Regions from separate parts of the Mus musculus genome. Here regions 2, 3 and 4 are each linked to region 1. Evidence: chromatin contacts called from ENCODE Hi-C or POLR2A ChIA-PET data. All regions are on one chromosome and are shown on one strand. Each heading gives the region's core, a stretch centred on a gene start or an enhancer-like site at or near the end of the contact. The rest is flanking DNA. Distances are from core to core; before and after follow the strand shown.

Region 1 (7,426 bases), core at 2,901-5,400:
CAGGCAAACTCACAGACATCATCTTTCATCTTTTCATTCTACTACGAGGCCCCAGAGGGTAGAACCTTTCTTCATGTACCCAGATAGCATCTCTAAGAGAAGCAGGTATGGTGGGGTGGGAGGTAGCTCTTTGAGTTTTCCTGTCACTGTGACCAAATGCCTGACAGAAATAACTCAAGGAAGGAGTGGTTTGTTTTGACTCAGAAGATCAGTCTACCGTGGTGGAGAAGGCAGGGGCAGCTGAAGTGGGACTATCTGTGGTGGCAGGAGCTGTCCTCATGGTTTCTCACATGACACTGACTGAGGAACAGAGATTGGGTTGGGAAGCAGGGAAAAGCTGTAACCTTCAAGGCTCACCCCCGAGTCCCTAATTCCTAATGCCAGCTGAAGTTCCACAATTCCCCAGTATTGTGACACCCACTGAGGAGCAGCTGTGCAAACACAGGAGCCTGTGGGGGGGGGGGCATTGCAAGCCCAAACCATTGACAACAACTAGATTATTTTATGTCTGGGACCAAAGAGCCTCCTTCAGAGATTTTTAAATAGTGATTCTGGACTCAGCTTACTGTGTTGTCTAGCAGCTATACTAAATGCTTTGTGATGAGAACATTAAAGAAAGAACAACTTCCTTCTGCCAAACTTGAATTATCTGATATGGTACTGTTAAATATGATTATGCACAGATAAAAATATAGTTATGTTAGATTAGAAAGAAACAAATATATTAGCTGATTCTCAGAACCCATTCCACACTTAACCAATCAGAGCACGTGCGTTTTCCAGATTGGCAGGTGATGCCTGTGCATATACGTATGAGATGCTCCTCTCTATAGTCCCCCACCTTGCTTGGACCCTTTCCATTATCCACCACATCTTATCATGTCTATGACTTGGCCTCATTTGGGTAGGAATAAAGAGGAGGGTGAGAAGCCTGCAGGCAGTGTGGCGTACTAGGAAATCTGAGCTGCCCAGGAGGTACCCTGTGGCCAAAGCCCTCTGTTGACAGCTGTTCTGTTGAGGAGGCTTCTAAATCTAGTCTGAGGTCTGAAGGAAAGGGGGAGGGGCAAGCTCAGCTCTATCTGCCAGGAGTGGTTGGTGAGAGAATGTCACCACACCCTCCCCAAATTTCCAATTCTCAAAGTGAGATTGTAGGCGGGAGAGAGAGACAGAGAGAGAGACAGAGAGAGAGAGACAGAGAGAGAGACAGAGAGAGAGACAGAGAGAGACAGAGAGAGAGAGAGAGACAGAGACAGAGAGAGAGAGACAGAGAAAGAGAGGGAGAGAGAGCACTTCCTTAGCTCCCTCTTAGGAAAGAGCCCTTGATCTTCCTGAATGGAATTAGCAACATGGAGATGGATAAGTGCATCTCCATCTGCCATAGAGTGGCCTCACAGTGCACTTCCTTCAACCTGAGAGAAGGACGGGGTTCTCTGTTTTCTAGAAGGCCAGCCGTCTAATGCTGGTATCTTTCATCCGGCCACGCTCTGTATGATGGCCAGAAGGATTGTGCCACACACAGCACCAGAAAAGCAAGTTGTCCTAGGCAAGGCCTACCACCTGGGCACCCCCACTGCCATAAACCATGGAAGCAGCCGATTCACAGACCCCAAGTCTCATGAATTTGACTGACAACTTTCCTTGCCAAGTCAGATATATCTTTTCCTTAAGGTATATTACTCTAAAAGAGATTTTAAAAATATTCTATTAAAATCAGATGTCTTATTTCCTTCACCTCCTTCTGGCGTGTGGCAAAAGAGGCTGATTAGAAGTTGGGAGGCCGCATGCTCTGACGCCATGCTCCCAGTAAAGGTCTCAGGCTACTCATGAATCTCCCTGTACCGCAGCTCACTTACACGCACTCAGTAATCAAAACAATTTAGAGTAAGTCACACTCTCCTTCTCCTCTTGTGAGGAGCTTGTGAGGTTCGAGTGCATATTATCACTAATGGAGAGGTTTGTTTCATCTGTAAAATGTTCGGGGCGTCTGGCAGATGCTGCTGTGGGAGGCGTGACGAATTGCTGCTAAGATCATCACTCTCATGTCCGTGGTAGAGAGCACCCGGGCAGCAAGAGAGCAGGCCAGAAGTCCCCCAGAAGTTCTCCGTGTCTCCATGGATACACGAGTCCCTAAATAAACTGTGGTGTTGAGGAACATAGATGGGAATAGAAACACAACATAAATTGAGCTCCCACCTCCAAGGGCAAAGTCAAACTAACAAAAAAATTACCTTCTGCTGACCATGCCTGGACCATCCCTGCCGGGAGACAAAAACACGGGGCTTCCTTTCCATGCTAGCAGGGTTGCAGTGGTGGGTCTAGGCTCCCTGGCTTACCTCCTGCTTAAAGGGAATTCATTCTGGAATCACGTCAGGGATAGTACATTTACCAAGCGTGTTGTGGACAGGACAGTGTCTCTGTGAGTCCAGATCCATATGTAAAACCTTGAACTCCCACATGGCAATATTTGAAGCCCTTAAAAGAGGGCTCTAAGGCTAAACGAGATTGATAAGGAGGTTTCTAATCCAGTTCGGCTGGTCTCCATGGATCTGGGCACACAGCCAAGCAGCATGGTGTTGAGAGGTTGCTTTCTGCATACCACCCCTGGTGGTGGATCTCACTCTCTGGCTGTGGGCTTCCACAGTGGGAAAATACGTTTCTATTGTTGGAAGTACCCGTTGGGAGGATTCATCATAGCAGCCCTAGCTGGCTAACACAGGAGTGAGTGTTCTTCAAGCCACAGGACAGCTAGGGGTTACTGATGGGAACTGAGTCACTTCTGATAGGTGGGGTGGAAAAGGGAGGGAAAGTGACAGTCCCTGGGCCATCTCCAGCTGCCAGCTCTGTTTGGAGGCGGAGAGCAGGGGTAGCAGATGGGAGTGTGGTGAGTGCCTTCTGCAGGTGAGTCACAGGGTATCTGGGCACACAACCCACTATCAGCAAGCACACAGCCATCTTCCAGCCTCTACTTACCATGAGAGCCATGTGAGGCCAGGTGAAGGCATGCCAGACTCACAGCATGTCTATTGTCTTTGCCCTCTGAGGCCTTTGCTCTCTCTCCCTCTGTGGGCTTCTGAAGTTTTTATAGCCATAGTCACCATCAAAGGGTGCTGGCTGGGGGCTTATTTCACTTCTGCTAGTTCCCCATCTCTGCCTCTTTGGGGTGATATGACTTCATGCCTTTTCTATGCATACTCATTATAAGGATTTTCCCATTTGCAAGACACTTAGAACCTTTTCCCGGTGAGGCTTGGGACCCCTGCCTTGTAGTTCAAGGACTCTGAGATGGCATAGAAGCCTGGCCACTTGGGTTGTCTGCAGTGTTGTTGGGCATACTCCTGGCTGTCCTTTCTGTTCACAGCAGCACTCCTTGGTCAGGATGCTTGCCCTGGAAACCTCTCAGGTGCCAACTAGGAACCCTCCCTTCTGCTCTGAGAGGCTGGTGCTTTCAGCATGCCTTGGGGAGGGCAGTGGCTGTCATCTCCCATGGGATGCCTGAGGGCTCTGTGGGTCCTTATCCTTTTCCTTCTCCATTCTCCTCCCAGTAAAGAAAACAGGGTTCTCTCACTATTCCCTCTCTTTGTTTTGTTTATTTTGCTTTATTTCATTCCTTCAAAGGTGGTTTTTAGTTGTGGATAAAATGTAATGTCAACAACAGTTTACCAAAGCTTATGCCTGCCTGCACCTCCCGCTGTTCCCTCTCTGCTCGGCTGGGCACCGCAGCTGCAGGAGACTGGACCCGCTTCCCAGCTCCCAGCATGGGACACGGACACACACACACACACACACACACACACACACACACACGCTCCAAAGCACAAGGAGGAGCGTTGACCTCTTAGGAGATGTCCCCAGAGCCAAAGAGACAGTCGTGGAGTATTATTTCTGTCTCTTCTCACCTTCATCTCTCACCTGTTCCGAACCAGCCATTTGGAATGAGCAGGCTAAAACAGAAATCAACGATTTGTATTATTTTATGCTAGACTATCATTAAGACAGAAGCTTGCTTGCCACCCCAAGGAACTGAGGGTATCAAGCACAAGGCAGTGAACGTTTTTAGAACTATAGCTCCTGTATGGTCACATGGCTTTTTATACTCAGATTTCAGAGAAACGGGCGACATTTCCCACACACACAGGCCAACATCCCGATTCAGCCAGCCACAGAGCACTGCAGGGTGGATGCGTTCCAGTTCACTGGGGTTTGGAACAGCAGCTCTCATCCCCGGAGAAGGGATTCTCTGTGGAGGCTGAACTAGCAGTGTTCAAGCGTGGCTTGTGGCTGGCACGTAGGCCATCGGGGATCATCTGTGCTCCATCCTGCCAGACCAGGGCAATCCTGGGGAGGGCAGGGATTTACTGCCCACACGGGAGCAACAAGAAGCCATTTCTCTCACTCAGCTTCTCGGGCTCCTTTTGTCTGCAAGGACTGCCATTGCCCCAACCAGTTCAGTATCTAACTTATCATGTCTGCATTCTTCCCTAGCAGTCCAGGCCTGTCTGCTACCAGGAACAGGTGCCAAATCGGAGTATGGAATTTTCCCGGCAGGCCTCAGGGACTGCCTGCTGCCAAGGCAACTGTGGTTGGGTCGGGAATACTATCAAACCACAGATCTGGAAAAGGAAGGCCAGGCCACCCTTTCGGCTTGAGTCAGCTCAGGTACAGGCTGTCCCTTGAGGAAAGGCTCCCCTATGCCAAACACAGACAAGGACTGCAAACAAGGTTGGTTCCCACTGGGCAGCTTCCCAGAACTAGGCCAATTCAGGCCCTGTAAGGACAAAGGAGAGAGGCTTTTCTGGGAAGGCCACAGCAGGCTCTGCCCAGTAGGAGCAGCAAAAGCCACATCATTTCTAGGGAAGCCCCAGACACCTGTGTTAATGAGTGTCTGAGGTGAGATGGAGACCTTTGTGGGTGCCAGGAAGAAAAAGAAGCAGAGCTGTGTTGTGTATAGATGTAGTCCTGGAATCAGGACAGCAAGAACAAAGCCAGTGACATCCCAGAGCTGAGGTCAGAAGTCCAAGCTGCTGTGGCCCAGTGTATCGCAAGCACGAGGACCCAAGTTCAGTCTCCCAGAACTCACGTTGAAAAGCTGGGTGTGGTGGCACACACTTGTAATCCCAGAGATGCGGAGGCAGAAGGAGGTGGATCCCTGGGGCTCACTCTCCAGCTAGCCCAGCCTAACCAGTGGACTCAGACTCATGAGAGCCCCAATCTCAAACAATAGCAACAGCAAGTAAAAGCCCTAAGGTGCGCAGCACCTGGGAAATGCCAGCTGAGTTCTGATTCAATGCAGGTGTACAAATGCGTGGTCATTTCTATACAGTGCATGGTTACACATGGCCCACACATGCATGGTCACCCCCTCCCTCCATATATGTATATGTACATCCCTATACAGTGTACTCCCTCTCCCCCTTTCCTCCCCTGCCTCTGTTTGTCTCCCAGCCAAATAGGTAGACATGGAGAAGCAAGTGTTTTGTTTTTTTTTTTCTTTTCTGTGGTGTATATGATATATGTACATGAGTGTGTAGGTTCGTGTACCCTGTGCACCATCAGGTGTCTTCCTCTATTGCTCTTAACCTTATCCCCTTAAGATAGAGTCTCTCACTGGACCAGAAGACCATATTTTTAGCTAGGCTGACTGGCCAGCGGCCAGCAAGCTCTCAGAGTTGACCCATCTCCACCTTTCTGATACCAGTGCTACAAGGCACAGTGCAGTCACATCCAGATCCTCACAAGGGTGCTGCGATTTGAACTCACGTCACTGTGCTTGAAGAGCAAGTGCTCTTACCCACTGAGCCACCATCTCCAAGCCCAGGAGAAGAAGCAAGTTCTTTGGAGCCTGTCAGGAACAGGTCGACACTGCCAGCATTACCCACTAGGGCTCAAGTCTTCTTATCCTGTGGAAGGAGCCCCACCCACAGCCAATATGGTGGGCAGCACAACTGGACAGGTGGGAGACTTGTAACTAGCTTTCTTTTCTCTTCCTGGGCCCTGAGAACTTGGCTGTGATTCTAAGACCACTTCCAAGGTGGTGAGGCCATTGAGGGGCCATCAGCTTGGGAACAGGAAGGTCCACCAACCCCTGCTGTGGCTTTGATTGTTAGAGGTGTTACTTAGCCTGGCTTCACACTCTCTTCTGATGCTTTTCCTCATTTTTTTTTTTTTTGTACATTTCTTTAATAGGATTAAGAGGTTTCTGACTTAAAGCCTAAAATTGCTCTTAGGATGAAAGGCAGATTCTGTGGCTGTACGGGCAGCACGGTGTCAAACCCCCTTCTGCTGGCAATGATGAGGTTTCCTCTCTAGTCACCACGGAAAGGTAGAGGACGATGTACCTGGCCAATAACTTTTGCGCTATTCTTTGGTGTTATTTTATTTCCCTAATGGATAAAAGTGTTGATCCTTTTTCTTTTTTTCTTCAAATGTCTCTCTTTGGTTTATATGCCTCCTTCTGAGAGCTGTTAGTCTGTTTACTGGTGGGAATATTTGGAGGTTTGGGGTTCTTTATACGCCTAGGGATGAGCCTCTTGTCAGACACACAGTCGGCAAGGAATGTTCTCTGTGTCTAGCTGTCTGGACACTCCCCGTTATTTCCTTTCCTGTGCAGAGGGTTTTGAATTTCATGCAACCCCACATGTCAGTTTTGTGTGGCCTGAGTCATTTTCGGAAAGCTGGAATGGCTGCCCTGTACCTTCCTCTGGCGGTTTCAGAGTTTAGGGTCTTCCAGCGAGTGCTGTGCAGAACAAGAGACGTGGATCTGGCTTTCTACCCTTTGAAGGACCTGGCCTTTTTGTTTTGGGGTTTTTGTTTGTATGTTTTTAAACACCTTTGTCGTTTTGAGGCAGGGTGTCAGCCAGCAGCTCAGGTGACTGTGACCTTGTGTCAGAACCCTTCCTTTGATCATCTGACTCTACTTCCCCAGTGCTGGGATACAGGTCATGACCACTCCCAGATATGACTTTTTTTTTCAGTTTTTTTAATTAATTATTTTATTTATTTATATCCCAAATGCTGCCCTGCTCCCAGTCTCTGCTTGCAGAGTTTTTCCCTCTCTCCCTCCCTTTTCACCTCTGAAAGAGTGACCCTTCTCTCAGTGGGAGAGGATGTGCCCAATCTTGTAAAAACTTGCTTTTTTTTTTTTTCATAGAAAAATTTAAAGGCTCTAAGAGACCAGGCTCACCTGTCACTTGTGGCTCTGGCTGTGAGGCTGAGACTCCATCAGAAGAGGTATAAACATTTCCATATGTCTGATGAAAAGATTCCTGGCCTATAGAAAAATGGAAACAGAGAAATTATTGGCCTGTGTGTTCGAGGGTTCCTTCATGGCCACACATGTACATGGGAAATCTGGCTACTGCAAACAGAAAACAGAAAGGGCAGAATTTTTGGGTCTAAAAAAAACACTTGACAGGGACACTTATGGAGA
Region 2 (7,426 bases), core at 2,306-4,805, 490 kb after region 1:
GATTCTACTTTGTAAGTCTCCAGAAATGTCAAACACCTGCTCTTGAGTTCCAGCACCTATTGGCAGCTCACAGCCATTGGAAACTCCAGTTCAGGGGATCCAACAGCCTCTTCTGACCGCCAAAGGCACTGCACACATGTGATACACAGACATACATGTGGGCAAAACACCCAAACACATAAAATAATAAAATAAAATACTTTCTAAAAAATATTTTATTTGGCTCGGCCAAAGACCTTTCTGGTTTCTCAAGCTAAATAATGTCCTATACTTTGAAACCATGCATGAAAAGATCACGTGAGTGTAGCATAAAAGGGGATGGGAAGGTACAATGGAGGGCGGGAGGGAAAGGGGAAAGAATGGGGAAGAATTGGGGAAGCAAAACAAAGAATGTTTGGAAAGTACCATGATGACTCCTAATTCTGTATAAGCTAGAAAAAGAGAGAAAGAAAGAAAAACTTTAAAAAAATTAACCAAGAATAGCCATAAACAAAGCAATAAAAGGAACCTACAAAATAATAATCGTCCCAGTGACTTAGAATAAAGGTCTTAATTTTTTAATTTTAAGTCTCTTCCAAAGGCCTGCATGTTACAGGTGTGGTCCTTACCTCCAGTCGATAGTGGATAGAGAACTAAAGAAGTCATAAGAGGAAGGGCCTAGGTGGAAAGCCTCTATCTTAGCTTGCTTTTCTGATACTGTGATAAAACACTAATCAAAAAGCTACTTGGGTTTATTTAGCCTTATAGGCTACAGAGTCATGGATGAACTCAAGACATCATCAGGTCAAGCGCTCTGGGCAGAAGCCTAGAGGCAGGAACTGAAGCAGAGTAAAGAAGAGCTGCTGTCTGACTTGCTCTCCATGGGTTTCTCAGCCTGTGTTCTTATAGAGCCTAGGACCACCTTCCTGGGACCACCTGCCTGGGACCACCTGCCTGGGACCACCTGCCTGGGACCACCTGCCTGGGACCACCTGCCTGGGACCACCTGCCTGGGACCACCTGCCTGGGACCACCTGCCTAGGATCACCTGCCTGGGACCACCTGCCTGGGTTTGGAACCTCCAACCCGTGAAAGGCCCTTTGAACAACATTCACCAAGGGCAAGAAAATGTATCAGGGGGGTCAGCAACGACTGTAACCAGCCTTGGAAAACCTGTTGATTTGGGCGTGAGGGCAATCACACGCATGACCTCTGAAGTTCTATAAGCTATTGGAACCCCTGAGAAGTCTATTTCAGAAAACAAATATCCAATCAAAGTGCCAAGCTCCACCCAGGGTAGCATGTTCAAGACTCTACAACTTGAACTCTGCCTTGCGGTCATCTTAACATTATTACTTCACGAACAGGGAATGACACAGTCTGCAAACACATCCTAAGGAAACTCCACTATCAAATCACCACCGAGAAACACAGACTACAATAAGCACTTTTGATTGCCACCGAGCACACCACAGCAACAGCCATTCATGCTGGTTTTCTGTGTCTACAGTTATTATTGAAAGCAGAACAGGACACACTTGGCGGGGCGTCTGAGGCAGGAGTAGAGTCCTGGCTTTGGACACAAATACCCTCTGTTCCTTGAGTCGGTCACTTCTCTTGGTCCCCATCTCCTGGTCCCAACGATGCCTACTGTGGAGCTGACCTCCTCAGCCCTTCCAGTGTTTGCTTTGTACGCTATCCACATTCGACCTTGCAAGTGACCCTTGAACTCTTGCCTGGTCTGGGTGGTGATAATTACTGCATCAGCTAATTAACTTATGAATGTAGTCATTACGGCTTTGCCGTGGTAAGCACTTTGCCTCTCTTACCTCTTTCCTCCCCACACCCCTATGCAGAAACCACTGTGAGTTCCATTTTTAAACTCAGGAGATGTAGCCCAGATAGATTTCATAACCTGCCCAGGGTCATAAGGTTTGCAAACCAAAGGGTGGGGATCCCAGCACAAACCTTCTGTTTCTAGAGCCCCTCCTTTTAGCTGCTAAATGGTGACACCTTTCATGCCTACCAAGTTTGACAGGATTCATCAATGAAGCACTATCCTGGACCCAGACTAGACTTGGACTGTGAATTCTTTCAGAAACAACTGGATCAAGCAGAAACACTTGGACTAAGTACTTCTTTCACACTTCAATCTCAGGAGCAAATAACATGGAAAAGATATTCAATTAAACCTTCCTTCCCACAATCTGTGGGGAAATGAACAAAGAACAGGAACTGTGGAGCCACTGGTGTCCTCCAGAGAAGGCACTGGGCACGCAACACAGTCACAGAAAGGCTCTCTCCCTCACAGCCCGGGGGACAGGACTCCAATACCTAACAGCTGAGAGCAGTCACCAGCCTCAATCTCCTCAGATAAGACAGTCTGAGGCAAGTCCTGTGAAGTAACCAAAAACTACCTGTGCACTAAAATATATCATAGAGTGCAATTAACTGTTCACCAGCGCGAACACCATGAAGGAATTTTCTAGAAACCAGAAATGGTCCTAACCTAACTAACACGCTGCTTTTCTGTATGATATACATCAGTATTTCCCCAGTTCATATACAAACTCGAATCACAAGGGCCTTGCAGTAGGCTGAACTCCTTTCACTGGGCGAAGGGGATGGACAGGGAGAGAGAATAGCTGAGTTCTAGAACCCTGGCTGCCCAGGAGGCCAGTTTTGGCAAAGCCTGAGGAGTGAGTCCTCCTTTGGCAAGGCCAAAAGGAAATTACTTCAGCGAAGAGGGGCTGGTAATCTCCTCCAGCAGGACAAAGCCACATTTGCGCGGTGCACATCGCCTACTTTCATGGCCAAAGCCTGGGACTTCAACCCACCCTTCTTTCCAGCCGCGCGCTGAGAACGGGCCATAGGGAAGATGAGGAGAAAACACACATTTTAATCAAAACAAGGCAGGGAAGGCAGGCTCGCAGGGCCTGTCTGGGGCGTGCGAACCACTTCCTCTTCTCGGATGTGTCTCGGGTTGGAGATTATGAAGTTGCTGAGAAGCGCTCGCGGCTTCCTGCGCGCTGAGACCTAGGGGACCCGGGGCTGTCCCAGGCGCAGACCCCAGACAAGCCGCGCGCCAGAGGGACAGGGACCCGAGTTGGCTGGCGCTGCTCAAAGCACGTCCTGCTTACCCCAGGGTGCTGATGAAGCCATTGACCGAGCCCTCCGCGTACAGGGACACGATGTCCCCAATGTAGAGGAAGCTGGACATTTTGTCAGACATGCTGCTTCACGCTCCTGTGGCTGTCCCTGCTGTCTCCGCTGCACGCAAGGGTGAGCTCAGGCCCGCTGGGTCAGAGGGGTCCAAGCAGCTCTGCTCGAGGAGCGGCAGCGAGGCCACCGCTGGGGACACTGCGATGGCCCCGCGCCGCCGTCGCCGCCCCTGCCCAGCAGTAGGTTTCCTGTTCCTGGCGAAGTTCTGTCCTACACCTTCGCTCCTCCTCCCTGGCCCGCGAGCCCTCTGCGTCCCCACAGTTCGCTCCCGGCCTGAGCGGAGCCTCTAGGTCCCCTTGGGGGACTCTTTAGACCAGGTGGCGGTGCCCACGGACCGAGAGGGCGGGGAGAAGCCCCGGGGAGGGGGGCGCGTGGCCAATCAAGCCTGGGCGGCCAGGGGCGGAGCGGGGCCGGGGCGGGGCCAGTTCTCGGGGGACGGGCCACCCCGAAGCGGCCAGGACAGAGGCGTGGGAGCCACGCTGGGCGGCGCTGCGGGGGTAACGGGGACTCAGCCGGGGGCATTGGTTCTGGCTCAGGGTGATCTTGGAGGGGCAGCCCCGAGACCAGCAGCGACAGTCTGGAGTGACTCCGGGAGGGGAGGGAAGACGACCCCAAGGACCCAGGAGAGACCCAGGACTTTCCAGATGCGGGCTGGGAAGGGGTGCAGTGCAGCCAGCGTAGACAGGACGACCCGGAGCGCGCAGAGACAATCCCTATTTGCAAAAGGCAAGGGACTTAGAGGGGTTTGGAGGAAAACTGCCGACACGAGGGTTCAGATGGAACCGGCCTTGAGGGACGCCGACTGGAAGAGGGCGCAGAGCAACCACGCTGCTTGGAACTTGGCGCGCCGGTGACAGTCCAGCTGAGAGTAGGAGCCCGCAGGCGATGGGGGTGGGAGGGGGTGGGAGTAGGGTGGGTGAAACGCTGTGGTGTTCGCACCACCACGCAGAGGCCTGGAGAATCCTGACCGTAAAAGCTGGAGTCTGAGTGGATGTATGTTTTGAGTGGAAAAGTTAATTGAGAGGGAGGAAAGGGTTGAAGAAGACACAAATGAAGAGAAGAGGAAAGGAGGAAACACTCCTGTGGAGCTGTTCTTGGATCCTGTTTTTCTTAAGTTCATGACTGGATAAAAGGATCCAGCAGCTGCAGCTGCTATGGTGACCACCCTGGTGACCGTCAGTGGGTGGGTCAGCGATGGCAGTGAGGGCTCACAAGTGAGGGTAACTGGGTTCCATCTCCAGGAACCGGTGACAGCCTTTGTAACCCCCCCCCCACACACACACACACAAGGTTATAATAAATAAAACTGGAGGCAGGACATGAGTGGGAGCAACCCCTCTGTTGTGTGTCAGTCCACCTCTAGAGTACTGTTTTAGAAATGTTTGGTCCTACCCTGTGGAAGATACTGAAGAGGCGAATGCCGTGATCAAACCACAGCTGACCAAAATCAGAGTTTAGGGGAGTTTTGCCTTCCAATTCAAAGATGCCTGGGATGGAAAGGTTTTAGACAGCAAGGAACAGAAAGGAAATGCCAGTCTCGAGTCTTGGTGTGGGACAAACCCCACCTTGTGTAGAAGCAGTGTATTCTCATTTCCAATGCCTCTCTTCCTTTTCCTCTCCCTCCCACCAACTGAGCCACATCACCAGCCCACAGATCTGGTGACTTAGTAGGTGAGAGGTGCCCATTAGGAGTTGTCCTGTCTACGTTCATATTGGTGTTGGGAAACAAGGGATGGGCTCTGAGTTATAAAATCTCTAGGTGAAACAAGATGGGTCTGGGATGGAGGCATCTGCTATCCAGAGCATTGGAAGTTGTGTTCTGAGATGGCCCAATGGATGCTCAACAATTGCTGGCCTAAACCTGGAAGGTTTTCTTATACAAAGTCAGGCCAACAGGAACAAAATGGGTGTGTGACTGTTTCTCCTGACAAACAGATAACGTGCCAAGCTGGGTTCCCAAGTTCTGGCTTCTTGTGAGACCAGCCTCAACCCAGAGTAGGGCCCCCTAAAACCAAGAGTCCCAGGACAGGAGTCCAGTTACCTAGGGTAAGACGCCATCATCCCGAGGTACCTCTCAATACCTTCCCTTGCCTGGGGCTGCTTCTCTGACTCTTACATGCCTGGATGCTTTTTCTCCTGCAGCTCTTAATCTGATCTCTCTGCTTCTCCATCATGGTGACTCTCCTCCTTCTTCTTCCCATTCTCCTTTGCCCAGGAAATCTAAAAGTCCCGCCTCTGTCTCCCTGCCCAGCTGTTGGCCGCTGGCAGCTCTTTCTTTCACCAATCAAAGCCAACTGGGGGCAGGAACCTTCAGTCTCTTACAGGTATACATACCGGTTCCTGTGTATTAAATTTGTATTAATTACAAGTAGCATTAGAACCAACCCCAACAGGTCTGAGCTGAGGGTTGTCATCACTCTGGAAGAGGACAGTGCATTAGTAAGTTTTCTCGTTGCAGTGATGAAACACCTGGGAAAAGCAACTTAAAGAGAGAAGGTTTGCTTTCCCTTGGGGTTTGAAGGAAGGCATGGCGGCAGGAACCCAGGGCAGCTGTTACATCTACTGTAAGGAAACAGACAAATGAGCTCAGGTATCTGTCCTGTTCACCCCCCCCCCTTTATTCAGCCTGAGACCCCCGTCCCATAGAATAGAGTCACATTTAGAATGGGTCTTCCCTCCACAGTTAATCATCTCTGAAAACACCCACACATGCCCAGGGGTGTGCCTCCTAGGCAACTCCAAATGTAGTCAAGTTGACAATGAAGATTCACCCACCACATGGGTAGATAAGGGCAGGGCCCAGGACACGGGGTTCAAGCAAACCTTGACAAAGGCAAAGGCCTCACTGAGGAATTACCTGTTCTTTGTTGTTGTTTTAATAATCTCAAATTTGTGAAAGACTTTTTCAAAATAATACAGTGCATTCATCAATATTTATAATTTATCACAAGTTTTATGGCTGTCTTCACACACACTACACACTCAAACATATACACACTCACACACATACACACGCTCACATACACTCACACACAAACACACACACTCACACATACATACATACACACACTACACATACATGCACACACTCATACACATATTCACACACACACACATCTTCAGGATCTTTTGATGTAGATAGCAAATATCATGACGATTTACCTGTCATTACTGCGAGTCTCTCATGCAGTATTAAGGAACAAAATTCAAGTGTCTAAGAAATTTGATACTGGTATAAACTTTTATCTAAGCTGTCTTTATTCCAGTGTGGCCAGTTGTCCATCCCAGGACAGATTCCTGTCCAGGGTCATATAGTTCATTCACATGTTCCTAAGTTCTTTTAATTGTGACAATCCTCAATCTTCGGCTATATGATATCTTTTGTAACATTTTTATACTTGAAAAATACAGTTAACTTATTTCTTAGTCCATCCCTCACTGTTGTTTACCTGATATTTTCCCAGTTGGATCAGGTTAAAATTTTCCAGTCAGAATGCTACACAATAGGTGGCCTGTGCACCCCAGAACACTCTAACCTCAGGGAAACACAACCATCTGTCATCCAAATAATATTACCCTTGTTCATTCTTTGGTACACGATCCAAAGCTAGAACTCATGTAATGTGGCCTATAAGAAGCAATCTATTTACCTGGGGAAAATTCCAGAAATAAGGGCCAATCACAAGGCAGCAGAAATTCGGATTTTTCTGTCAAAAATGCTGTCTAAACTATTTCCTGACCTTTAAGCCCACATTTGGCATCAATCTGTTTTTCTGACTAGGAGTACCTGATACTAGACTTTTCCAGTGGTGCATCTGTAGGACTTTACATAAGACTCAGAATGAAAGCAGAGTGAAAGTTGAACACCTAACACACGCACATAAATGCACATACACACATGCATGTACATACATACGCACATATACATATACCACATATACACATACATACACACATAATCATACATGTACACATACATATATGCACACATGCACAGATGCTTATACATACATGCATACACATGTGCACACACATGTGCATACACATATATATATACACATGAATGTACATACATACACATGCAAATACACGTGTGCACACATACATGTACATACACACATATACACATATAAGCATATACACACGTGCATGCACACACATATACACATGCTTACATACACATGCACACACATATACAGTCACGAGTGCAGGCTCACACACACAC
Region 3 (7,426 bases), core at 3,663-6,162, 400 kb after region 1:
TAATTAAGCCACACAGTGGGAAGGTTTGATGGGTGCCTTCCTAGAAGCAACTTGTCCCCCAGTACTGAGGACTGAACCTACAGCCTCACATGTAAACCCTGTATCATGAGCTACCCCTCCAGCCCTCTTTATAACTTCCTATTACATTTAGTTTTCATGTATGTATGTGCATGGATGTGCATGGATGTGGGGGACAGATGCCACAACAGACATGTAAAGTCCAACTCTTGTGAGTTGGTTTTCTCCTTCTACCATATGGGTTTGGGGAACAGAGTTCAGACCCTCCGGAAACACCCAAGAACCATTTCACTGCCCGCCCCCCTTTTAGATAGTACTTCCATGTACTTCTGGAAACTGAACATAGACCTACCATAGCCTATTTCCCAGAAGCCTCGGCGTCTTGCAATAACCAGCCTTCAAGAGGCAGGAATTCCCTTAGCGCCCCCTGCTGGCAGGGATGGGGATAGCATCTGAGCCCACATGCTTCTCTGACCATTCCTTCAATTAAGAATGGGGTCCTAGTCTTCAAGCTTGTTAGTAAAATGTCTTTTGATTTATTCGTATAAAATAAGATGTGGAACATTTGGGACAAACTGACAGGAAAGTCTACTCACCACATTTTTTCCTTCATTTTGAGCATCTCGATAGTCAGGATTAAGCTGAAAAACAAAGCAAAATTTGTTTTAAATTAAAAGTGCCAGTAAGAATGTGCTGAACCTGGGCCCATAAGATGTCCCAATGGATAAAGCATCACTGAAAGCTGGATGATCTGAGATCAATCCCAGCATGCACCTTGTCTCTCCCTCTTCCCCCCCCCCCATACACACACACACACACACACACATACACTGTGAACATGCTTAAATACCACACACACAAAGAAGATTCCTCCAGTGATCCCACTACTGACCTGGAACCCAGACCCAAAGAATTTACCAAAGTGTGGTTGGCCAAGCAGGTTTGATAGACCAATAGATTCATGATCAGAGATGATGCAACGCTCAGAATGTAACAGGGCACAAGGCAGAGGGGCAGATGGAGGCAGGGGGTTTTCTAGGAACCACTACGAGACATGGGGAGAGGAGAAGAAGCCACAGGTGGCATGCCCACTGGAACCACACTTCATGAGAACATAGGGACAGCACTCTGCTATGAAGAAGAGTCAACAGAGCTTCATGACAAACAGCCAGCTGCCCTGCCACTGAGGACTTAGAACGACAACTGAAGTATTGTACTAGAGAAATAAAAATACAAAACAAAACCATAATCCACCCACCATGTGGCTTCACTCAGAGCTCATTTATCTGAAAATGGTGGAAGAGAGCTGGGCTGAGGGAGAGAGGAGCTGTCGTCTGTGGTGTCATCTGCGCTGTGACACATGGTCACGTGGGCTTTGGCTTTGTACTCTTGTTTGTTTCTTATATTCCTTATATTATAATTATGTATAGCCATTATGTACTATACATAAATCCCATCACAGATATATATTTTTATTTTACATTTATTTATCTATTAACATATATTATATAAATATATTACATTTATATTATATATATATATATATATATGTATATAATCTGTGGGTCAGTAGTGATCCACAACTTGGCAGAATCCGGACTCGCAAGCCTTTGGGCACACCTGTGAGGGATTACCCAGGTTAGTTTAGCCTCTGACCTCGCCAGTGTGGCGGAGAAGAGTCCACTAAAGTAAGAGACAACATTGCTGGGTCTTGATCCTGGACCACCTAAAACTAAGAAGCAAGCTGTTTTGAACTGTGGATGTGGCCAGCCATAGTGAGCTCCTGCCACTGTGACATCCTTGCCATGATGGAATGTAGCCAGAAACAGGTAAACCAGAATAAACCTTCTTTCCTTAAGCTGCCTGTGTTGGAGTATCTTATCTAGTAACAGAAATGTAACCAATGCAAAGTTAGCCAGACTGTATCTAAAGCTGTATCAAAGGGTTACATTTGATGAATTAGAATACTTAGTTCCAGGTAATAGTAAATCCAAGCTCAGAGCCATGGCTCACACATAAGCAGGATGTAAACAGAAACGAGAATCCACCCAACCAAGCCCAACACAAAACAGCTTCTGCCCTTGGCGGTGCTGCCCATGTTCTACCACAGACCATGCCACACTCTAAACCCTATCAAGAGCACCCAGGCCTTTTATTTTAAAGCTTCGGGCCTTGGGAAAAGTCATCCAGTCCCAGAGAACTGGGAGTCCTTGTCTACAAAATGAGGGGGAAACTCTATGATGGAGCCCCCAGTCTGTGAAGCCTATGGCTGAGCCCAAAACTATGGAAATGCATAACTGAGTCCCAAGTCTTTGAAGTCTGACTGAGCCCCAGATCTGTGGACATGTGAGACTGAGCCACAAGCCTATGGAGACCCATGATGTCCACAGGTCTGTGTGGGTAAAAGTCACACATCCCTGTCTTTGTCTGCTTGCCAGTCATCTCCATCAGTCAGCAAAGCACAAACTAATAATGTTAAAAAGGGAGGGAGGAAAAAAGATGACATGGGCCGTCACTGTGGGCCTGACTGGGTTTACAATCAGAGAGGTTTACTGAGGAGGGAAGACAGTCCTGAATGGAGCAACAACATCTCACAGACTGAAGAGCTCCAGGCTGAATAAAAAGACAAACTGAGATCGGCACCAGCATCCATCTGGCTCTGCTCCTCGGGGTGACTGCCTCAGAGCCCTGCCACCTTGTCGTCCCCACCAAGATGGCCCATAGCCTGCAACTGTAGCAAAATAAGCCATTTCTTCTTCTGTTGCTGTTGATAGTATTGTGTCATGGCTGTGAGAAAAGTTACTACTAGAGAGAAAGAAAAACACCCAAATAAACTTACAGCCACATGCATTCACAGACATTAGCTGTAAACAATAAATTATGCACACCTCAAAGTCTACTACTTTGTCTCTTCCCCAAATATAGTAACAGCCGTAGTTATCAAAGTAATTAGTGAATGATGCATAAAGAAGAATGTTGCTAAAGAAGGAAGAAAAAGTTGTGCTAAGGCAGTTCCTGGATATTTTAGGACTTTAAAGGAAAATATTTCATGATGCTAAAAAACTGAATTGTCAGGGCCCCCAATGGAGGAGCTAGAGAAAGTATCCAAGGAGCTAAAGAGATCTGCAACCCTATCGGAGGAACAACATTATGAACTAACCAGTACCCCGGAGCTCTTGACTCTAGCTGCATATGTATCAAAAGATGACCTAGTCGGCCATCACTGGAAAGAGAGGCCCATTGGTCAGGCAAACGTTATATGCCCCAGTACAGGGGAATGCCAGGGCCAAAAAATGGGAATGGGTGGGTAGAGGAGTGGGGGGGGGGGGGGCTTTTGGGATAGCATTGGAAATGTAATTGAAGAAAATACAAGAAAAAAAAGAAAAAAAAAGAAAAAAACTGAATTGTAAGTCAGGCATGGTGGAGAGAGAGAGAGAACTTTTGTAATAAACACTAACAGAGCATCTTTAAGGAGAAAACTTTGTGGCCTGTGCTATTTTAGGCAAGACTCCTATCCCTGGCCACCAACCCTGTGACCTCAGAAGGAAAATAAGACATAAATAAGGTCAGCTATACTACAAAGCAGAATTTGACCAGAGCTAGGAGAAAGAAATGAATAATTTGTAAATAACATAGGTCACAGGAGGGATGGAGTGATCTGTGATGAGCTAATTTATATAAGAATTATTCCTGAAGGCTGGAGAGATGGCTTAGTGGTTAAGAACATTGACTGCTCTTCCAGAGGTCCTGAGTTCAGTTCCCAGCAACCACATGGGGGCTCAAACCATCTGTAATGGGATCTGATGACCTCTTCTGGTGTGTCTGAAAACAGTGACATACATACAGTACAGTATACTCATATGCATAAAATTAAAAAAAATAATTATTCCTGGTGTTCAAGGAAACCATTAAAGGGCAGGTTGAATTTTAATCAGGAGATAAGGGAGAGAGATCACCACAAGTAAGAGAAGTAGGACTAATTTGAGTTTGCAGAACCTCTTGTGTGATGTTTCTTTAAAAATGCTTTTGAGAGTTCATTCATTTAACTTCACAATTCCCCTTCTGAGAAATGTTCTTAATCCTTAATTCTTCACAGATGAGATGTGGGCTACTGACGGGAATGTCACACAGAGCCATGTGTGACAGGTCTGAGGAATGCAAGCCACACCCCAAGAGACTGCAACATCTCCTCTCCTGCCTCCAGCAAACAGAAAGGTGTGAGCCAAAACAGAACGACTCCACAGATAGGCTCTTATGCTGAAGGAAAGATTTCCCGGGACCTCAGAGGCTTTTAAGCTAAAGGGAAGATCATGCCGCACGAAAGAGGCTGTTAAATGAATGATGTTTACATCAGTCTTATATGTTTACAGTCATCAGCATCTAAGTGTAGAAACTGCCATGGAAAGATATGCTTATCTTGATTCCCAAGTTGTGATGCCTATAACCGGGGAGGAGAGGTGTCACTGTGGGGAAATGACCCGAGTTCTAAGAATATTTCATGCATTTATAAGACCGTGAGATAGCCAAGATCAAATTCAGGGTCCACAAGGTGGAGAGAGTGGATGAGAGAATGTAGTGGTTACTGGCAATATCGACAGGTAGCCTTCATCAAAACACACAATTAAAGTGCAGTGTGCAGAAGAGAAAGTCAGGTCGCCACAAGAGTCTCGCTAACTGTACCGAGTCAGATGCAGGATGCCAGCAGTCTTACACTCACACAACAGAAGGAAACAGACTGAAATCACAGAAGCCCATGATTCACGCTCATAGTCTTGCTTTCTAGTCCTTTGGGGGTGGGGGTGAAGGTGGGGGCACAAGTGGGTTCCTGAATGCAGGTGCAGTACTTGTAGAGACCAGAAGAGGGCACCAGACCCTTTGGCAACCTGAGCGAGGAGCGCCAACCACACTGCAGGTCCCAGGGATAGCCGTCATCTGCTTAAGCAATCTCCCAGCTGAGCCATTTCCCTAGCTAGCTGCTGTTGTTTTGCTTTTGGGGTTTTGTTTTAGTTGGTGTTTGTTTCTTTTCTTTTTATTTATTTTTTTTCTAGAAAGTGTCTTCTATGTGGGCCTCAGACTCAACTTTACAGCTGCTGCTGCTGCAGACAATCCTGGCCTCCTGCCTCCTCACTCTCAGAGCATGGGACGCCAAGACTGTCCTCTTCCAGCACTTTAGTGGTTTTTTTTATTAACTGTTCCTAGGAGTATTGGAGTTAGGAAGTAGGGGTTTAGTGCCATCTAGTGGACGCTTGACCTAGTTACAAACAAATAAGCGAGCCCATTTTCTTCACTGGGGTGTGTGTGTGTGTGTGTGTGTGTGTGTGTGTGTGGTGTACATCACTCACTTCTTTTTTTAATTGACACTGTATTTCACTGGCTTAGAGCCCTCCTGATGGGCTAGGCTGGCTGGCCACAGAGCCTGTCTCCATTTACCCAATGGTAGGATTACAAGCACAGGCCCCCACGCCTGGCCCTTCTCAGGTAAGTCCCGAATGGCAAGAACCCCGTGCTTTCAAGGCAAGCAGCTTATTCACTGAGCTCTCCCCAACTCCCAAGTAAGCTACTCTAGAAGGAAATATGACAGCCAGGTGTGGCGGCACGCACTTGGAAGGTGAGGCAGGAGTATCAGGAGTTCAAAGCCAGTCTCTGAAAAATAGCAAGTTCGAGTCCAAACAAAATGAGACCCTGGCTTGCCAAGCCAAAGGCCATGTGAAATCTTTAACAAAATTATTTTACATTCTTTGCTTTGTCTTGCTTTGGAAAGAAATACCAAGTTGTTGCTTTAGTGACTGAGCTCCACAGTGTGGAAATGTCTGAAGCAGTGAATGGGGAGCAGAGATGCCCGAGTGTTGCCCTTCCCACGGGGCAGGATTGGTTCCAAGGCTGTGTTAGCCGTTCCTCAGATGACGTTGTTTTCTCTCCCACAGGCACGGTCCCGAACTTAAGGTCTCTAAGTCACAGCGTCTGCACAGTTGTACAGTCCGCATCTGCCACCTTCACCTTGACTGACTAACTCATGTGTCCCAAGGAAGTGACATTACAGAGAGACAGGTGACAAGTCTGCAATCACATAAAGTCCAAATGTCTGAATTACCCGTCCTGTAATTAAATGCTTATTTCTACATTTCAACCCTGGTTTTCTGGCCCTCTATGTTTCTGGAAAGTTAATCTGCATCTTCTAACACTGTGTGGCGAGTCTCCTCATGCTGAGGAAGGGCATCTTTTAACCTCGGCTACTCATGGTCTTGCAGAATAAAACCCACGTGTATCCTCCAGTGCTGTCCTAAGCGTTGATGCTTTCTACATTCACCATAATGTAGAGCCTGGTCTTCAGTGGCTTACAACTGTGCATGCTCGGTGTACAATCGCTTGCTGAAGCCCCACTGCGCATGCTCGGTGTACAAGCGCTTGCAGAAGCCCCACTGCGCATGCTCGGTGCACAATCGCTTGCTGAAGCCCCACAGGAAGTGCTCTGCTTGCCTTGGACTCTGTTTCTACAACAATCATAAGCTCATCGTGTTCTTCTGAATGACTTAACTTCATAGCTGAATGCTGGTTTAACGGGTTGTGCCTGGGAACTGTGATCATAACACTGTAGGGTTTCTTTCTCTTTTCTGTTCTTAGTTTAAAGTTGCCTTCTTTAAATTTACTGGTTTTAGCATGTGCACTGATGCATGATGGAAGCCATCAAACGGTAAGAGCCCGCAGCTCAGTGGTGTGTTACATGGTTCCCATGGGGACCGCAGGAACCTGAGGACAGTAACCACACCTTAACACCTGTGCCCCCAGCACCAAACCAGGTCAGCGCTTCCACATAGTAGGCATTCAGTAAGTGACCTCGAAATTTCAGATTAGTGAGGATCAAGGCTTCTTGGCCTCTGTGTTTTGGACTAGATAATTCTGTCAGGGAGGAGAAGGTAGCCCTCTGTGCTAGCCATTCTTGATGTCCAGTCCCTCTCACAACTGTGTCAATCAAACATCTGCAGATACTGTCAGAACCTCTGGCAGACTGCATCAGTACAGCAGTTCAAGGCCAGCTCTGGTTGTTATAATTGGGTTTTGTTTAAGGGTTGTTTATTTTAACTTTAAGGAAAACACAGACTCTCTGACACTAGATCCCCTTTTCTGTGAACAGAAACTCCTGGGTTTGCAGCTGCCGTAGCTCCTCTCCACTCAGCCACCGCATCTAGTAAACACAGATTCAGTGAGACACTCTCCACACTGTGGAGCTGGGTAGGGGCCCTCCCTTATGAAGAACAAGACAGTCACTGACAGACGTACACACAACGCACAGACAGAGGGACAGACACATAAACAACTACACACTGTGATAGAGGCAAGGCTGACAGTGTCAGTCTCCCAGCTTCTCCTAGACCTGGACTCACCACTTTACCGAGCTGGCTCAGGGTAT
Region 4 (7,426 bases), core at 1,965-4,464, 260 kb after region 1:
ACTAGATACTCTAGCCAACCGGAAGGGACTTGTGACCCTAGTCAGGCCAGTTTTCTGCTTCCCTAATGCTGTCTCAGGTCCCGCACGATTGGATTGAAACAGAAGTTGTGTTCCACTCACCAGAGGTCCTAAGATCGTGTGGAGAGTCCTCTAGGGACTTTAGGGGTGTCTGCCAACTCCGCGCCCGAGGTGACCCGGTGCTGGCACTGACCAGAAGGGACTTGTGACCCTAAGGTTTGCTCTTTATTTATTATGTGGTACAAATACCAAAGTTGAAATTTATATATATATATATATATATATATATATATATATATATATATATATACCTTAGTGGCTGCCACTCAAACCCTTTGTTGTCGTGTGCTAGGGGCACCATTGTGGGCACACTCTCAGGAAAAAGTACATTTGTGCAAAGTAACTCCATAGGCCCTGGTATTAACTACGACCATTTTAAAGCTCATTCCTTGTATGCAGATCCCTCTGCAATACTCACAAAGTTTAATTCATGATGCTGGGGAGTCATGAAACACAGATTTAATTTTGCTTTCTCAATAGCCGCCTCTAATATAAATATTGGAAGCAAAACAAGATAATCATTTGCCAACAAAGTATGGGGGATGGTGAATATAAGGAAAGGCTATCCAGAGACTGCCCCACCTTTGGATCCATCCCATCTGCAGACACCAAACCCCAACACTATTGCTGATGCCAAGAAGTGCTTGCTGACAGAAGCCTGGTATAACTGCCCCCTGAGAGGCTCTGCCAGCATCTGCCCAATACAGATGCGGATGCTTGCAGTCAACCATCTGACTAAGCCCAGTGACCCCAATGGAAGAATCAGGAAAGAACTGAAGAAGCTGAAGAGTATTGCAACCTCATAGGAAGAACAGCAATATCAACCAACCAAACACCTAGAGCTCCCAGGGAATTAACCATCAACCAAAGAGTACAAATGGAGGGACCCATGGCTCCAGCTGCATATGTAGCAGAGGATGACCTTATCTGGCATCAATGGGAGAGGAGGCCCGTGGTCCTGTGAAGGCTTGATGCCCCCAGTGTAGGGGAACGCTAAAGCAGTGAGGCAGGAGTGGGTAAGTGGGTGGAGGAGCACCCTCATAGAGGCAAGGGAAGGGGGAAGAGGAAGGATGGGGGGGTGCAGAGGGGAAATTGGGGAGGGAGAAAACATTTGAAATGTAAATAAATACAATAACCAATTTTAATTTTTAAAAAAAGGAAAGAAAAAAGAAAGAAGGAGACTTAGGTAGTCCTGGCCAAAGCCATTTATTGGATCTGCATTATCATTTAAATAAAGCCAAGAAAAGAAATAAACAAAAAGCCAGACTCAATTGAAGGATGCAGGACAGCCAGCTCCTTTATTGCTGCGTAAAGATGTAAGAGGAAAACCACAGTAGCTGAGGATAACAAGCTGCCCTTCCATCACCAGCTCATTAACAAAGTTATACTGAGAGTCTCGATTGCAGACCTGGAGGCTAGCTAGCCTTTTTATAGCACATGCCATTCAGCTATTAAAGAACACCAGCACTGTGTTAGCCGCAGAATAGCTTATGATTGTCTTGACTAGAGATATTTTCTACTATGCTTTTGCCAAGAAACAACAAGGATAAGTTATGTGTAGTTTGGTTAAATATATAAGATGAGCGGCATAAGCACATGTGCACACACACGCACACTCATGCTGTATATGTGTGTGTGTGTGTGCATACCTGCATTGGAGGCCTAACAGCATGGTCTTTGCATATAACGTACATATATTCACTGGTAAACTTGAAATTGTCTCTGAGTTATTATTGTGTGTGTGTGTGTGTGTGTGTGTGTGTATGCGTGTATGTGAGCACACATGTGTATACAGGAACATGCAGAAGTCAGAAAAAGAGTTGGATCCCCTGGAATTAGAGTTAAAGGCAGTTGTGAGCCTCCATGTGGGTGCTGGGAACTAAACCACAGTCCTCTGCAAAAACAAGTACTCTTAACCAGTGACCCATCTCTCCAATCCCTATTCTACATTCTTTATGGAATAAAAAATAATAAAAAAAAGTACTATTTGGTTCAATTTTTCTTTTAAATGTTTTCACTCTGTAGAACCCACAGGAGGGCCAAACATATCCATCCACATCAGAAGCACAGCATAAATAGAGGTGTGGAGATGCTGTCCCTGAAGGTGAGAATATTAGACAGGAAGTAGACATGAGTCTCACATCACAGCCACCTAGGGAGCATCGCTGGGGCTGGGGAGTTGTCTAGGCAGCTAGTGTGTGCTCTATGCAAGTGTAAGGGCTGGAGTTTGGATTCCTAGACTCTTTCGGGAAGACAAGTGTGGCAGGTGAGCTGTAACTACAACCTCAGAAGGCAGAGGGGACCCCCAGGACAAGCTGAGAGACACTAGCCTTTTCGGGAGAGCTCCGGGTCTGGCTGAGAAACCTGTGTCTGGTATGAAAGAGCAGCTGGGATGATTCCTGATATCAACCTCCAGCCTCCGCATGCACCCATGCAAGCCTGAGTCCACCACACACATGCAAACATGCATATACACACATGTGCACCAGACACATGCACATGAATATTAGATAAATTAAATCAAAAGCAGACCTCCTGGGACCCGCATCCCAAGGATAATTAATCAGCATTGCCCTAAATTGCAGCCGTGGGTGTGAACCGCTCGCACACTGTTGGTGTGGACCACTTGCACAGACATGTGAAACACTCAATGGTCTGTTTGAAACCCATATCCCATCACCACTAGCAGCCTAACCCTGCCCTGCTACCCTTTGGTCCAGTGGAACGATCATGCCTCCTACAAACATGCATTCTGCTGACAGGAAAGTAAATCACACACGTGTGTCGAATGTCCCGCCTAAGTCAGATCATCTATGAAAGAGCTGATTGTTATAATCTCATTTTGAGTGTGTTAGAAAACAACACGCAGAATCCACATATGTACGATAAGGTTGGAATAAAAATGGGGATTTCAACAAACTCCCATCCGGAGGTTTTAACGAATAAGAGAAAAATAAAAAGACCTTTTGCAAGAGGGAAAAAAATGAACAACATTGGTTTTGTTACAGTTTAAGAGGAACCTACCCAAAATCACAGAACTGAACAGCTAATCCCTGTTGACACAGCAGAGTGGACTGAGTCTGGGCTTCAGGGCCTTTGATTTCTACTCACAGCCATTAGCATCGGTCTGACTGCTGAAATCCTGCAGGCAGGAAGCCAGAGGCGGTCAGGAGAGCTGAGCCCAAGTTGGCTGTATTCTGGGTTCTCTGTGAGGCCCCAGGGAAGATAAATGAACCCTCAGCCTCTCTCCCTACACCGACCGACCGCTGCCTTCCTGCAGACTCCAGATCTCCTTCTGAGAGATGCAATCTGAAGTCTCAGCCATATAATAAGGGTGAATTTCTGACTGGTCCCAATTCCACAACTCTCACAAAGAAAGTAAAATCTGCCCAAAGTTTCTAACTTCAGATAACCTTCTAGGTTATCTGAAGAGCCGGAAAGATGGCCCCACAAGGACAAAGGCCCCAAGGGTCTGGCACCCTCCACGGCCCATGTGGATACCTGCATATGCAGATGCACATACACAAACAAAGATAAAATAAAAATCTTTTAAAAAGAAAAGTCCACTTGAACTCATAATTTAATTTTTTCTCACTAATGTTCCTTAAAATTTGCAAATTTCCTTTTTCCTTCATAGACCACGCATTGGGGGAAAATACTGGTTGCTACCTACACAAATTCCCAAAAATAATGTCCAGTATGTTACTTTTGTAGTAGTAGTAGGAATAGTTGTTGTTGTTGTTGCATTAATTGCTGAATCATCATAAAAATATTTTTAAGTGATGTGGGACAAGTTTTTCTAGTGAGGAGGACTGAGTTGCTTCCCTCCACTTCATTATTTGTCCGTATTACATAATACTTAATTTTCTCTCTTCAGGAGCATAATGAGATACAGACAGACAGACAGCAAATGTCCTTGCTGGAATTAGTGTGCACACTCATCAGTTATGTGCAGCCGATCAACATCTGCTTTCTAGTACAGAGCGGCCAAAGCTTCTCTCACGCAGACTCACGGATCCTTCAGAGCAACTGAATTTCAGGCAATGGCATTGCACAGCACGTGACTTGTCTCCAGTGAAGCACAGCGCCAGACACTGCAGGAGTTACATAACCACAGGCTGCTGCTGGCAGAGCCGCCTCAGTGGCTCAGCCGTCCGTGTCTCCTCCAACCACACCCTGCAGCTCTGATATGCAGTGTACACATGTGTTGTCATGTGCCTGGGGACTTTCTTGGCAGTGAACACAAGACACGGTTTCCTGCCTACCAGTAGGGAGAGGTCTTTTTTAAAAGTGATCACACTGTATACAGATCATATCAGGACAGAAGTCACCACAAGCCACAGCAAAAGCAGGTGTCAAATGTACACTGTACAACTCTCCCCCTGCCCTTTCAAATAAACTTTTAGATTGTGGCTACATTGGGATAATTTATTTAAGATGTTATAGTAAGTATAACCAATTGTCAATCATAAGTGTTTCTCCAAATGTGAGCCCCAAGGAACAACTAACTCCAGACACACATGGTTTGTTCCCAGCGCTTGGACAGAACACGCACTATCATGAGATATCATGAGTATATCTAGTTTCCTGGTGATGCTACTCTGTTAACGCTGAGCTCACATGAGTGTGGTGAATGTGACTGAGCATCTACGCACCCCCAGGCCTTCTCTTATGCTAATGCTGGGCCCTAGTGAAAAAGCACTGAATGCCAAATGGACACCTATCCTTTTCTGTATTCGAATTCTCATTCTAAAAAAAAAGTCTATCTACATACAAAGATCCTGAACCCAGGTATAAAGCAATCAATGTGTGCCTGCTATTTTCAAAAACAAGAGCTTGGCAGGCAACCTGCGATGGTATGAACTTGACACATGAAGAGAAAGCAGAGACTACCCACAAACACACAGAAGAAGTGACAAACATGTGTTTTTCAGGATTCCAAGATGCACCTATGTCTTTATTAAATACCAAAGTAATACCGAAGGAAGCGATTTAATATTACAGTAGCTAAAATTAAACAGGGGAAGAGTTGTTTAAAATAACACCAATGACTAGAATTCTGAATAAAACCTGAACTAGATTTAGGTAGAAACAGTTTTGATCTCACCTGGCTTGAATATTTAAAATTATATAGTGAGAATTCAAAGTATCAATGAGAAGAAATGAAAACATTTATATAATTTAAAGGTTTGTACTCAGCTACTCCAAGAGACATCATTTATGGAACAGTGACGCCTACTGGTAACTTGTGATATTGCATCTCAATTGTAGCCCTGCTCTATGGTCTGCCCACTGACATCTAAGGAGGCAGGGAGGCCATATACACAGGTGTTGAAGTTGGAGCAACCAAAATATGTTATAGACACTCAGAAGTATGTCACAAATAATGCTATTAGTTTGTGCAAATAATTTATGCTTAAAAAATGAATCCAGGCCTGACAAGATAGGCAAGTAAGCCTGGTTCAAACCTAAGCTTAATCCAGCCTCACTCACAAAGTTGTCCTCCTCCACAGCACCCACTATAGTAAGTGATTTTCAAAAGATTTCAATGTAAATATTGCTACCAGGAGGTGAGCCATGAAGACAGGGACCAGCAAGAGAGCAGCATCCTCAAGTCCCTATGGCCTGCCCATCACCAAAGCTTTCCAAAGCCCAGGTCTCCACGCCCTCTCTTCTATACCTTCTGTCTGATACATTTTAGTTTGGGTTTTATGACAGACATACAAAGTTATCCTTGATCAGATATATCTCAAATACATCTCAGAAGTTCCGGTCTGGACAGCTACAGTCCTCTTCCACGGACCTCACTGTCTTGGGTATTGCTCACCAACGTCATCACATCAGGTACACCTCAAAGAGTGAGCCAGCTCTCATCAAAACCCCCAAGCCAGTAAGTTCAGGGATGAATTCCACTCTCACAGCCTTGACTATCATACCTTGGGAAGATAGTTTGAACTCTCCAAATCTATACTCCAGGATGACAGAAACAAGCCTCCATACCTCACAAACAGGAAACTCAACACACGGCAAACTGTATCCTGAGCATGGTGTGTGCATACGTTTGCCTGTGCTCCATCCTAGGCAGTGATCCCCATCTTCTAGGATATTTCTCTTTCCGTGACCCTAAGGCCTATAAGACTTACTTCTTAAAATTAGCTCTTCTCATGGGCCTGGAAAAACGGCTCAGTGGTTAACAGCACTGGCTACTCTTGCTCAGGAGCCTGGGTTCAACTCTCAGCTCCCACGGGGTGGCTGGGTACCCTCTGTAACTCCAGTTCCCAGGATGCCATGCCCTCTTTAGGACTCTACAGGTACTGCATACACATGGTACATATACACGCATACAAGCAAGACACCTCTATACATAAAGCAATAAGAATTAAGTCTTCAAAGTGTCATTTCTCTCTCCATTCCTGAGCCATTCATGGGACACAATTTATACCTAGTTAGACCAGTATAACCCTGCCAGACCCAGAACCCAGCTTCTGAGTCCATCGCTGTCAACATTCCTGCTGGGATTCATCATCCATGAATCAGGAGTCTTGGCTCCCATTGCAGTACCAAACAGTCTCCAGCTCCTTGCTCTCCGCCTCATGCAGACTGCTCTGTCCTCTTTCTCATCATAGAATCTACATTCTTCATTGGCTTAGGTGAGTCCAGGACACTTTGTATACATTGCAGTCAAAGAAACGCACGGGGTTCTTAGTCTCATAAAAGTCACTGTCATTGAGGAAACACATAACTACAAGAACAGAAGTGATCCAGAAGGGACATCCTCTGAAACTCGCTAAGACAGACAGTAAGTGAGGAGCTGTGTCTGATAGGCTCACCCTGAGAGGCACTGGATGTGACTCTAAAGAAGCAACCAGGCACACGGACTACAATAGGAACAGCATTCCAGGCAAAAGGAACAGACAATGTAAAAAGCACCAATGAAGAAAGAGAGAGGACATGTGACCACGGGACAGTCACACAGGAGAGAGAGGCTGGGATGCTCGACGGAATGCTGGGCCCTATGGAATCTGGTAAGAAATGTGAATTCCTCTTGACCAGTAACAGAAAACCCTTGTGGGGCACTAAAAGGCACATGACATGAGTTAAGACATGCTGTACAACCTTTACAGAAAGAGCAGACTGACATTCACAAACGTGGGGACAGAGGAATTGGGAGGTCATGTGCCTTGCCTCCTCTCAGTTGCTGACATGAAACTCCACCCGCCAAAAGCCACTTACAGAAGAAATGGTTTATTTCAGCTTCCAGACCACTATCCATCATAGAGGGAAGTCAGAGCAGAAACTCAAGGAGAAGTTTGAGTCACAATCCATCGGGAGAATTCTGATAGATGGC

Evidence for each region. A loop is a pair of places that touch in the nucleus more often than their neighbours do. ChIA-PET counts read pairs that join two places held with the same protein, here RNA polymerase II (POLR2A).
Region 2: a map of T-helper 17 cell shows a loop between it and region 1 (3-fold over the local background). The contact joins the promoter of Itpr2 here to the enhancer-like site in region 1. A Hi-C loop is called at or near these places in 2 of 37 maps with a recorded cell type or tissue (T-helper 17 cell and T-helper 2 cell).
Region 3: a loop to region 1 is called in a map of T-helper 1 cell, with 2.9 times the contacts of the local background. The contact joins two enhancer-like sites. A Hi-C loop is called at or near these places in 3 of 37 maps with a recorded cell type or tissue (T-helper 1 cell, T-helper 17 cell and regulatory T cell).
Region 4: a loop to region 1 is called in a map of T-helper 17 cell, with 4 times the contacts of the local background. The contact joins two enhancer-like sites. A Hi-C loop is called at or near these places in 4 of 37 maps with a recorded cell type or tissue (T-helper 1 cell, T-helper 17 cell and T-helper 2 cell). POLR2A ChIA-PET finds 5 or more read pairs at or near these places in 1 of 5 experiments (Patski).

The regions. Positions count from the first base shown.
Region 1 is chr6:146,005,966-146,013,391 of GRCm38, forward strand. All of the region lies in intron 2 of Gm32838 (a long non-coding RNA gene), which reads left to right. Gm32914 (a long non-coding RNA gene) reads right to left here. Exons shown (of 4, transcript XR_869600.1): 1 at 7,181-7,426; 2 at 1-92. Among named protein-coding and RNA genes, the nearest start is that of Gm32914, 4.4 kb to the right of the region's middle. Within about 2 kb of position 4,151, at least 1 of the 3 ENCODE cell types and tissues checked has a DNase peak (open chromatin) inside an H3K27ac peak, as active enhancers do.
Region 2 is chr6:146,498,668-146,506,093 of GRCm38, forward strand. It overlaps Itpr2 (inositol 1,4,5-triphosphate receptor 2), which reads right to left and starts at 3,556. Exons shown (of 57, transcript NM_019923.4): 1 at 3,120-3,556. The coding sequence starts at 3,211.
Region 3 is chr6:146,405,144-146,412,569 of GRCm38, forward strand. It overlaps Itpr2 (inositol 1,4,5-triphosphate receptor 2), which reads right to left. Exons shown (of 57, transcript NM_019923.4): 10 at 615-659. Among named protein-coding and RNA genes, the nearest start is that of Itpr2, 93 kb to the right of the region's middle. Within about 2 kb of position 4,913, at least 1 of the 3 ENCODE cell types and tissues checked has a DNase peak (open chromatin) inside an H3K27ac peak, as active enhancers do.
Region 4 is chr6:146,267,122-146,274,547 of GRCm38, forward strand. All of the region lies in intron 37 of Itpr2 (inositol 1,4,5-triphosphate receptor 2), which reads right to left. Among named protein-coding and RNA genes, the nearest start is that of Gm35596, 51 kb to the left of the region's middle. Within about 2 kb of position 3,215, at least 1 of the 3 ENCODE cell types and tissues checked has a DNase peak (open chromatin) inside an H3K27ac peak, as active enhancers do.